3 separate regions of the Homo sapiens genome follow, and regions 2 and 3 are each linked to region 1. A link is a contact called in ENCODE Hi-C or POLR2A ChIA-PET data. All regions are on one chromosome and are shown on one strand. The core of a region is the stretch at or near the end of the contact, and the rest is flanking DNA. Distances in the headings are between cores, read along the strand shown. Region 1 holds the start of MINPP1 (multiple inositol-polyphosphate phosphatase 1). Region 2 overlaps MMRN2 (multimerin 2). Region 3 overlaps LDB3 (LIM domain binding 3).

Region 1 (2,818 bases), core at 7-2,506:
ACAGTAAAAACATGAACAAAACAGAAGAAAAAAGGAGGACACAAAGGCTTGAGATCAGGTTCCTAAAACAGGGTGTAGGTCTAAAACTGTCATCTGAAAAAGATGATGAGTTTAAAAAAAAAAAAAAAGAAAGAAGGAAAAACTAGTATCGGAAGCAAAGCCCGAGGAAGAAAATTCTAGATTCTGTTTTTTAAAACGTGCGCCCAATTGTGAAACTAGACGCCAGGGAAGGGGGAAGGGATGGGTTGGCGCTCGAAGGGGCAATTCAGTTTGGGAACGGGAGCGCAAAAATTGCGGGAGACCTCGTCTGTCCCCTTTCCTGTTGGATCCCCAACTCTACTAAAGCAGGCAGCGAGTACAAGGTGCTGAATTTACACCTGATGAATTAATAAATGAACATACGTGTAAGGGGAAAAAGAGATAGCCAAGTCTGTAATATCCCTCGACAGGGAGGACGTAGCCCGAGGGATGATGGCTTGGGAAAAGAGGAAAGAGAACTGGGGGGCATCGGAAAAGCCCAGGGTCTGGGGGAGGCGGGAGAGCATCCAGGGCGGGTGGGAGGACCGGGACAGCACACGGGCCGCCCGGGGGGTCACCTGCGACGTCCGGCGGCGGCAAGCCAGGGTGGTAGTGCTGCCACAGCCCCTGCAGGAAGGCGGCGCTGCTATCCATGCAGCGGTGCTTGGAACTGGTGATGAGCCGCAGGCGGCCGTAGTTCTCACGGCTGAAAAGGGCCGGGAAGAGCGAGGCCAGACGCAGCGCCAGCTGTCGCATATCCTGCCGTCCCTTCTCTACTAGCTGCCCGTCCATCCAGTCCGCGTACCACAAAGGCCAGTCGGCCAGCGCTGCACCCAGGTCGCGGCTGCCGGTACTACTAGCCCCGCCATCCCTGGACCCGCGGGCCTGCAGCAACCCGTGCAGCTGCCTCAGCTTGCGGATCTGTTTGACCGTGGGGTAGCGGGTGCCGTGGCGAATGAGGGCGACCAGCTGCACCGGGGTGCAGGTCCCCTCCAGCAGCTCAGGGTCCCGCCACGGAGCCTCGGGGCCCGACAATAGCACGGGGTTGACATCCTCGTAGCGAGTCTTGGTGCCGAAATAGGGGCTGAGCGACGAGGCCACCGGGTCCCTCGGCTCTAGAAGAGAGCAGCGCGCAAGCGACGAGAGCAGCGCCGCAGCCAGGGCCGCGGCAGGCGCTACGGAGGTCCGGAGGAGGCAGCCGGGCGCGCGTAGCATCGTCGGGACGGTCAGTGGAGTGCGCCGAGCCAGCTGCAGATGCCCAGCTTCCGGCTCCGGAGGGCAGGGGGCGGGTCTGGAGGGCGCTTCCGGCCGGCGGCCCTCGGGATGCGCTTCGCTGTTCTCTAGGAGGTACCAACCTCTGGCGGTGGGTCTTGCGTCCCGGCGGAAAGCTCCGAGGAGTCCTGTAGACTTGTGGCTCGGGTGGAGCCGGCGGAAAACCCCGAGAAGCTTGAGACAGCCGTGGCTGAGGTGGAGCCGGCGTCGCTGCCCTGGAGCGTGGGCGAGTTTCCTCTTAGCCGGAGCTTCAGGGATTGACTCAAAGACTCCTCCGCTTTTTTAGTTGTTTTGGGTGTGAATACAGCCCGGACTAAACCTTAGTCGCCTAGACTAAACCTTAGCCTCCCAGGCTGCCAAAACAGCACAGCTTTTACAGATGACTCTTACATCACCATCCCTACTCTGTGATACTGTGTTTTTCAAAGTTTAGTGCCTGAACCATCAGCATGAAATCTGCCTGAGACGGTTGTTGAAAATTCACATCGCTGGGCCTTGCGGCAGGATGCCTCTTGAAGCCCAAGGTTTTTGTTTCGTTTTTTTCCATTTGAGTTTGAAAATAAACAGGATACAGTAAAGCAGAGAACTTGGAAAGGGGCTTACATTCTGCAGGAATTTAAGTCCTGAATCTTTGGTATAATCTTGACCTGGACTACCAGAGCTAACGCCGACATCAGTGAGACAGCACCCTAAAAGTTCTGTGCTTGTTGTTCCCGAAGGCTTAGCGAGTAGAGACATAGCAATCTAGAGAATTTGGGTGCATTGAGTCATGGCCCAACAGATTTACTCTATTATTAAGTATGAGCTAATCTGCTTTGCGAAGCAAACATGCTCTGTATTTACCACCACTCCAGATCCATACGTTCCTCCCATGTACTTACTTACATACTCAAATCAAAAGCTGGGTTTTTTAATAGGTTATTGCTCAGAATCTTTGACCCCAAAAATCATAAGTCTGAACAATACCTTGTTTTTTCCCACTTGAACTCCAGTTTATTTGCCAGCTGGGGAAATAATAAGTATTACAGAAGTCGTACGGTGATCCAGATTTAAGGAAATTGGGACCACGTTTTCATTAAGTTAGCTTTTGCTTCAAAGACACTATTACATTGCTCTTTATAAGCCCATCACCATCTTTACTCCTTTTCTCTTTAAGTGTCTCCTTGGTTTAGAGAGGTGTTCCTCTAAGTTTAGGCGTGCCTCTAAATGTTAACCAAGAAGAAACGGGGCCAGCCTATGAATGCTGAAAATTTGGAGACGTTCTGTGCAGGAAACCATCTTTAGGGCAACAGATGTTCTTTTCGATATGCTATTTTGTAGCATGTCAATGCCTGAATATTCATGGTCAGTGATATTTTTGTAGAACTTTGCTCAAATTAGCATTTAGTAAATATCCGCTCCTTCTTAAAATAGACATTCTAACCCGTATGCTCTATAGGCTGAGTCGCCTGATAATATTTCTAAGTGCATTCAGCGAGCATTTGTTCCAGGTTCATCTCACTGTATTTTGCCTAATACATATGCTTAC
Region 2 (2,735 bases), core at 66-2,565, 570 kb after region 1:
TCTTAGGGCCTGTCAGGCGCAAGGCTGGGTTGGGGTGGGGGTCTCTCTCTGCGGCGGAACTCCCTGCGCAGGCGCCCGGACGGAACGGCCGGAACGAGGGCCTAGCACCGGTAGAGGGCGCTGCGGGCCGGCCTTCCTTCGGCTAGGCAAGAGAACCACCTGCAGGGTGTTAGGGGAATTGCAGAGGCAGCCGCCGGCCTCTGACTTGGGCACAATCTTTTTTTTTTTTTTTTTTTTTTTTTTTTTTTTGAGACGGAGTCTCGCCCTTTCGCTCAGGGTGGAGTGCAATGGCACGATCTCGGCTCACTGCAACCTCCGCCTTCCGGGTTCAAACGATTCTCCTGCCTCAGCCTCCCGAGTAGCTAGGATTACAGGCGCCTGCCACCATGCCCAGCTAATTTTTGTAGTTTTAGTAGAGACGGGATTTCACCATGTTGGCCAGGCTGGTCTCTATCTCCTGACCTCGTGATCCGCCCACCTCGGCCTTCCAAAGTGCTGGGATTACAGGCGTGAGCCATTGCGCCCGGCATTTTTTTTTTTTTTTTTTTTTGACGGAGTTTCACTCTCGTTGCCCAGGCTGGAGTGCAACGGCGTGATCTCGGCTCACGGCAACCTCCGCCTCCCGGGTGCAAGCGATTCTCATGCCTCAGCCTCCCAAGTAGCTGGGATTACAGGTATGCCCCACCACGCCTGGCTAATTTTGTATTTTTAGTAGAGATGGGATTTCTCCATGTTGGTCACGCTGGTCTCGAATTCCCGACTTCAGGTGATCCGCCCGCCTTGGCCTCCCAAAGTGCTGGGATTACAGGCGTGAGCCACTGCGCCCGGCTGATTTGACACAATCTGAACACAAATGAGAAAGCTATTCTCAGCTGTCTAATTCTCAGAAAATCTTCCAGAACTAGAGAAAAGCAACATTTTTTTATTCACAAAGGCTTGCTGGATTGGGAGTCAAAGAGCTGAGGCTTGAGTTCCGGGACCCAAGTCAGTAATTGCTCAGCAAACTGCTCCTCTGAAGGCTTTGGTTTTATCACCTAAGAAATGGGGACCTTGTTTTAAACCCCTACAGAGGGAGCAAGTTGAGGAACCCCATGGTGGACATGACCTCGTTGGTGCCAAGGCCAGTGTCACAGCCAGGACCCAAGTAGGACTTACCTTTCCTGTGCCATCTCATGACCCTGTCCCCAGCTGCCCAACCATGCTGTCCAGGCAGCAGGACTGGCTTCTTCCTGGCTGTTTGTACACCCTCCACACATGGCAGCTTCCTCTGCTTCTGTGCCCGTGCATGGGCCTGGCACCAGTGTTCTGTCAGTGTTCCTGTCCTAAGGCTGGCCAAAGTGGTCCCTGCAGAGAACCAGAAGTCTAGAGATTCAAGGTCTGTTCCCAGGAGGCTTGGTAATTTACTAGTTGTGTGGTCTGGAGCAATAAGCTTTTTCTTTCTGGGCCTCAATTTACCCATATGTAAGATGACCAGCTTGGCCAGTAACAGTGGCTCACACCTGTAATCCCAGCACTTTGCGGGGTTGAGGTGGGAGGACCGCTTGAGCTCAGGAGTTTGAGACCAGCCTGGGCAACAGAGCAAGACTCTGTCTCTACAAAAAATAAAAAATTAGCCAGGCATGATGGCGTATGCCTGTAGACCCAGCTACTCAGGTGGCTGAGGTGGGAGGATTGCTTGAGCCCAGGAAGTTGAGGCTGCAGTGAGCCATGATCGCCAATGCACTCCAGTCTGGGCAACAAGAGACCCTTTATCAACTAAAAAAAAGAAGACCAGCTTGAAGGGGCTTCTCTTCCCTGGCTCCACCTGCTCTTTCCTTCTTTCTCCAAGGTTCTGTCTTCAACATCCAGGAGGATCCAGCCTTCATGGCTCTGCAGATACCTTCCCAGTGTTAGCATTATTATTACCTTGAGGATGGATATTTTCTCCCTCTCCCCTGAGTATCTCAAGATTCCTAGCAAGTGGTGGTCGTCTGGGAGTCAGAGACCCGTGTTCCTGTCCCAGCCTGCCATTTACAAACCATGTAGCCTTGGGCAGCCGGTGAAGGATTCAACCTGTTTTGTCAATCAGGGATACTGTCTCTCAAGGAAGTTGGAAGGAAAAGGGATCAAACGAGAAAGTGCTTTGTGGCTGGGCATGGTGGCTCACCTGCAAGCCCAACATTTTGGGAAGCTGAGGCTGGAGGATCACTTGAGCCCAGGAGCTCCAGATCAGCCTGGGCAACATAGTAAGACTCCATCTCTACGTTAAAAAAAAAAAAGGGCTGCAGTGAGTCATGACCACTGCTGCACTCCAGCCTGGGAGACAGAGTGAGTCCCTGTCTAAAAAAAAAATGAAAGTATTTTGTTAAAATGTACACCAGCTCAGACAACAGACTTGCATTTTCCTTCCTCTCTATTAGTGAAAAACAGAATTGGCCATCTAGCTTTTCTCCTGCAATAACACTGCTGTTGGGAATATCTAGGTTATCTAGAAATAGTGACCTATTTCCATTGCTAATAAGGTGAGGACGGTAGGTCTCAGGGTTTAATTTCCCACCCAATGGTGTAAGGGATGAATCACTAAGCACTGTCCTGTTATGTTTCAGGATCCCCTGTGGCCTTCTATGCCAGCTTTTCAGAAGGGACGGCTGCCCTGCAGACAGTGAAGTTCAACACCACATACATCAACATTGGCAGCAGCTACTTCCCTGAACATGGCTACTTCCGAGCCCCTGAGCGTGGTGTCTACCTGTTTG
Region 3 (2,700 bases), core at 97-2,596, 790 kb after region 1:
TGGCCGATGAGCAGCTGAAATGTGGCTAGTCCGACCAAGAAGTGCCGTTAGTGTAAAACACACACCAGATTTTGAAGGCACATTAATAATTATTTTATATTGATTATATGTTGAAATTATATATATATATATATATTTTTGAGACGGAGCCTTGCTCTGTCGCCCAAGTTGGAGTGCAGTGGCGCAATCTCGGCTTCACAGCCACCTCTGCCTCCTGGGTTCAAGTGATTCTCCTGCCATAGCCTCCCGAGTAGCTGGGACTACAGGCGCCCGCCACCACGCCCGGCTAATTTTTTGTACTTTTTTAGTAGAGACGGGGTTTCACCGTGTTACCCTGGTGGTCTCGATCTTCTGACCTTATGATCCGCCCGCCTCGGCCTCCCAAAGTGCTGGGATTACTGGCGTGAGCCACTGCGTCCGGCCTGATATCTTAAATATATGTAGTCAAAGAAAATATATTAAAATGAATTTAACTTGCTTTCTTTTATTTTTTAAAAATGTGGCTAATAGGAAATTTCTATTGCGTGGTGCTGCCTTCACCAAAATGACTGCTTCCACATGCCAGGCCCTTTACGTGCCTTATTACTCGCTGCAATCCAAGGAGGCAGATAATATTTGCAAGTCCATTTTACAGATGAGGAACTGAGACTTGGAGAGCTTAAATGGCTGCCTCCAAGTCATCCAGCTGGTGAACTGCTTAGCCGAAACGAGCTCAGGCTGCCAGACTCAACAGCAGATGCCCGCTTAGAAACTCCCCAAGCAGCAAAACAGGCTTTAGTACGCCCCCTTTCAAGTAAACAGGGCCCTGGCCCACCTTTCCTGCCTCCCTCCAGCAATACTAACCCTATTCCCCCTGCCTGGCAGTCGCTTCCCTCCATCGGAAGGCCTTACAGACTCCCGGATCCACCTCCTTTTCTTTTCCAGCCCCCACAACACAGAGGTCTCACAGAGGCAGGCTAGAATCTGGACCCCGATTTGACGGCTTCCTTGCTTGGGGCTAACCCACCCAGAGAAGGAACCTCCCCGGCCTCGGTGGCCCGGCCCGGCAGCTCCGTTCCCCCGTCGCAACCCCGACTCCGTCGGGGGGCGAGCAGGCAGTGGCGCTTCGCAGCCCTCAGCTTCTGCATCCTTCAGCCTGGCTCGCCGTCACGCCAGGAGAGACCTGATATCCCATCTCGCAGCCCCGGGGCTGTTGCTATTTTTGCGTGACGGAATTAAGCCAGTCTAAATTAGAAGGTGATATTTCATCTCTAATTGGCAAGTTCAAAAGTCCCCTATCGCACTCGGCGGGCTCGGGGATATGTAATTAAACAAGGTGATTTCTGACTCACGCCGGGCCGGGCCCGGCTCTCCGCAAGCGCCTGGCCGCCGCCCGGCCCGCGGGCCAACGTGACCGTCCCCGGCCCGCGCGCAGGGTCTCCGCGCCGCCGCCGCCCGCCCCCTCCCGGGCCTCAGGTGTTCCGGGGAGCGGCCGCCCACCTCGGGCGCCAGCGATAAGATCCGGCCTGCGAACGCCGCCCTCGGCCCGGAGGAGGCCCCGGGGGGAGCTGCGGCTGCGGCCGCGGCGCTCCGGGTCCCGCGCGGGCTCCCCGCCCTCTCTGACGCCCGGATCCGAAGAGCCTGGAGGGAAGGGGAGCGGAGGGGGGCTCGGGACCACACGCCCCACTTCATACGGGGCCGCCTGCCAGCCGCCCCCGGACTCCGCTTGGCAGCCGGGCCTCCCGGAGAGGGAGGTGGAGGCAGGCCGACTCCAGCGCGCGCCCGCCCGGCCGCCTCTTTCCCCCTAGGCAGGAATGAGTTAATGTCTGCGCGGCCTGGGAACGGCGCGGGGGCCCGCGGCTCCGGCCCGTCTCGCTCGCCTGGGCCCCAGCCCGGGAAGGAGGAGGAAGGAGACGCAGGGCGGGCTGGCCGCGCGCCCCCGGAGCCCTGACGCCGCCTGGCGGGCTGGGCGAAGACAGCCGGAGGCCGCCCCGGAAGGTGCCAGAAGCGCCTCCCCAGGAAGAGACGGAAATGTCCTCCTTGTGCCCCGGCAAGGCCTCGCCTCCACCCGCCGCTTCTCCTCCAACTCCTCTCCAGCCTCCCCTCCCTGTGTTCCCAGTCTCTGCAGGGGCAGCCTCTTCCCACTGCTCCATCTAAGGCTTTTCACTACTGCAAAATGCCACCTCGCCCTGCGGAGTTTTCACCTCAGAACCGTCTATCCTTGCCCCTTCTCTGTAGGGACAGAGAAGGGCACCTCCCGTGTGACAGACGCTGTGCTGGGTGCTTCATTCCATCCCCAGAACACAAGGTGTCCATGAACAGCGCAGCCTGGATGGATGAGGCACTTTGCCTTCGAGAGCAGAGCAGGCCGTGGCACCGGCCTCTGTCTCGGGCAAAAGCCGCTTCGACCGCCCACACTCAGCCCTGCTGTCAGAGCGAGCTTCATGAACCAGCGCCCCGAAGCAAGGCCTGCCCTGACTCAGTGCCTGTCTCATCTCCCTGGGCTCCAGCGGCAGAGAAAACTTCCCTGGGGTTTCTCCCTGCGCCTGGATAGGACCTGCTCCCGAGTCTAGGCTCCTTATGTGCTGTTCTGTACCCCCATGGCTGCGGCCAAATCTCGCACACTGGCATGACACAGAGAAGATGGAGTCTCATTCTGTCGCCCAGGCTGGAGTGCAATGGTGCAGTCTCGGCTCACTGCAACCTCGGCCTCCCGGCGAT

Evidence for each region. Hi-C counts contacts between places; a loop is a spot of excess contacts on that map. ChIA-PET counts read pairs that join two places held with the same protein, here RNA polymerase II (POLR2A). Pooled maps may share reads with other maps.
Region 2: a loop to region 1 is called in a map of CD8-positive, alpha-beta T cell, with 14 times the contacts of the local background. The contact joins the enhancer-like site here to the promoter of MINPP1 in region 1. A Hi-C loop is called at or near these places in 3 of 168 maps with a recorded cell type or tissue (B cell, CD8-positive, alpha-beta T cell and chondrocyte), 3 of 37 single-sample maps with no recorded cell type and 11 of 50 pooled maps. POLR2A ChIA-PET finds 5 or more read pairs at or near these places in 1 of 52 experiments (A549).
Region 3: a map of naive thymus-derived CD4-positive, alpha-beta T cell shows a loop between it and region 1 (25-fold over the local background). The contact joins the enhancer-like site here to the promoter of MINPP1 in region 1. A Hi-C loop is called at or near these places in 1 of 168 maps with a recorded cell type or tissue (naive thymus-derived CD4-positive, alpha-beta T cell) and 6 of 50 pooled maps. POLR2A ChIA-PET finds 5 or more read pairs at or near these places in 1 of 52 experiments (activated B cell).

What each region holds. Positions count from the first base shown.
Region 1 is chr10:87,503,331-87,506,148 of GRCh38, reverse strand. MINPP1 (multiple inositol-polyphosphate phosphatase 1) reads right to left here and starts at 1,256. Exons shown (of 5, transcript NM_004897.5): 1 at 597-1,256. The coding sequence starts at 1,233. It overlaps MIR4678 (microRNA 4678), which reads right to left and starts at 2,268; the gene lies at 2,195-2,268. It overlaps LOC112268064 (a long non-coding RNA gene), which reads left to right and starts at 1,315. Exons shown (of 2, transcript XR_002957094.2): 1 at 1,315-1,814. RefSeq lists enhancers at 977-1,036, 1,197-1,286.
Region 2 is chr10:86,936,976-86,939,710 of GRCh38, reverse strand. MMRN2 (multimerin 2) reads left to right here. Exons shown (of 7, transcript NM_024756.3): 7 at 2,586-2,735. Among named protein-coding and RNA genes, the nearest start is that of MMRN2, 19 kb to the left of the region's middle. RefSeq lists an enhancer at 1-259. Within about 2 kb of position 1,315, at least 3 of the 41 ENCODE cell types and tissues checked have a DNase peak (open chromatin) inside an H3K27ac peak, as active enhancers do.
Region 3 is chr10:86,710,502-86,713,201 of GRCh38, reverse strand. The region is part of intron 9 of LDB3 (LIM domain binding 3); the gene reads right to left. Among named protein-coding and RNA genes, the nearest start is that of LDB3, 43 kb to the right of the region's middle. RefSeq lists enhancers at 581-630, 1,175-1,794, 1,795-2,414 and a silencer at 1,371-2,060. Within about 2 kb of position 1,346, at least 35 of the 41 ENCODE cell types and tissues checked have a DNase peak (open chromatin) inside an H3K27ac peak, as active enhancers do.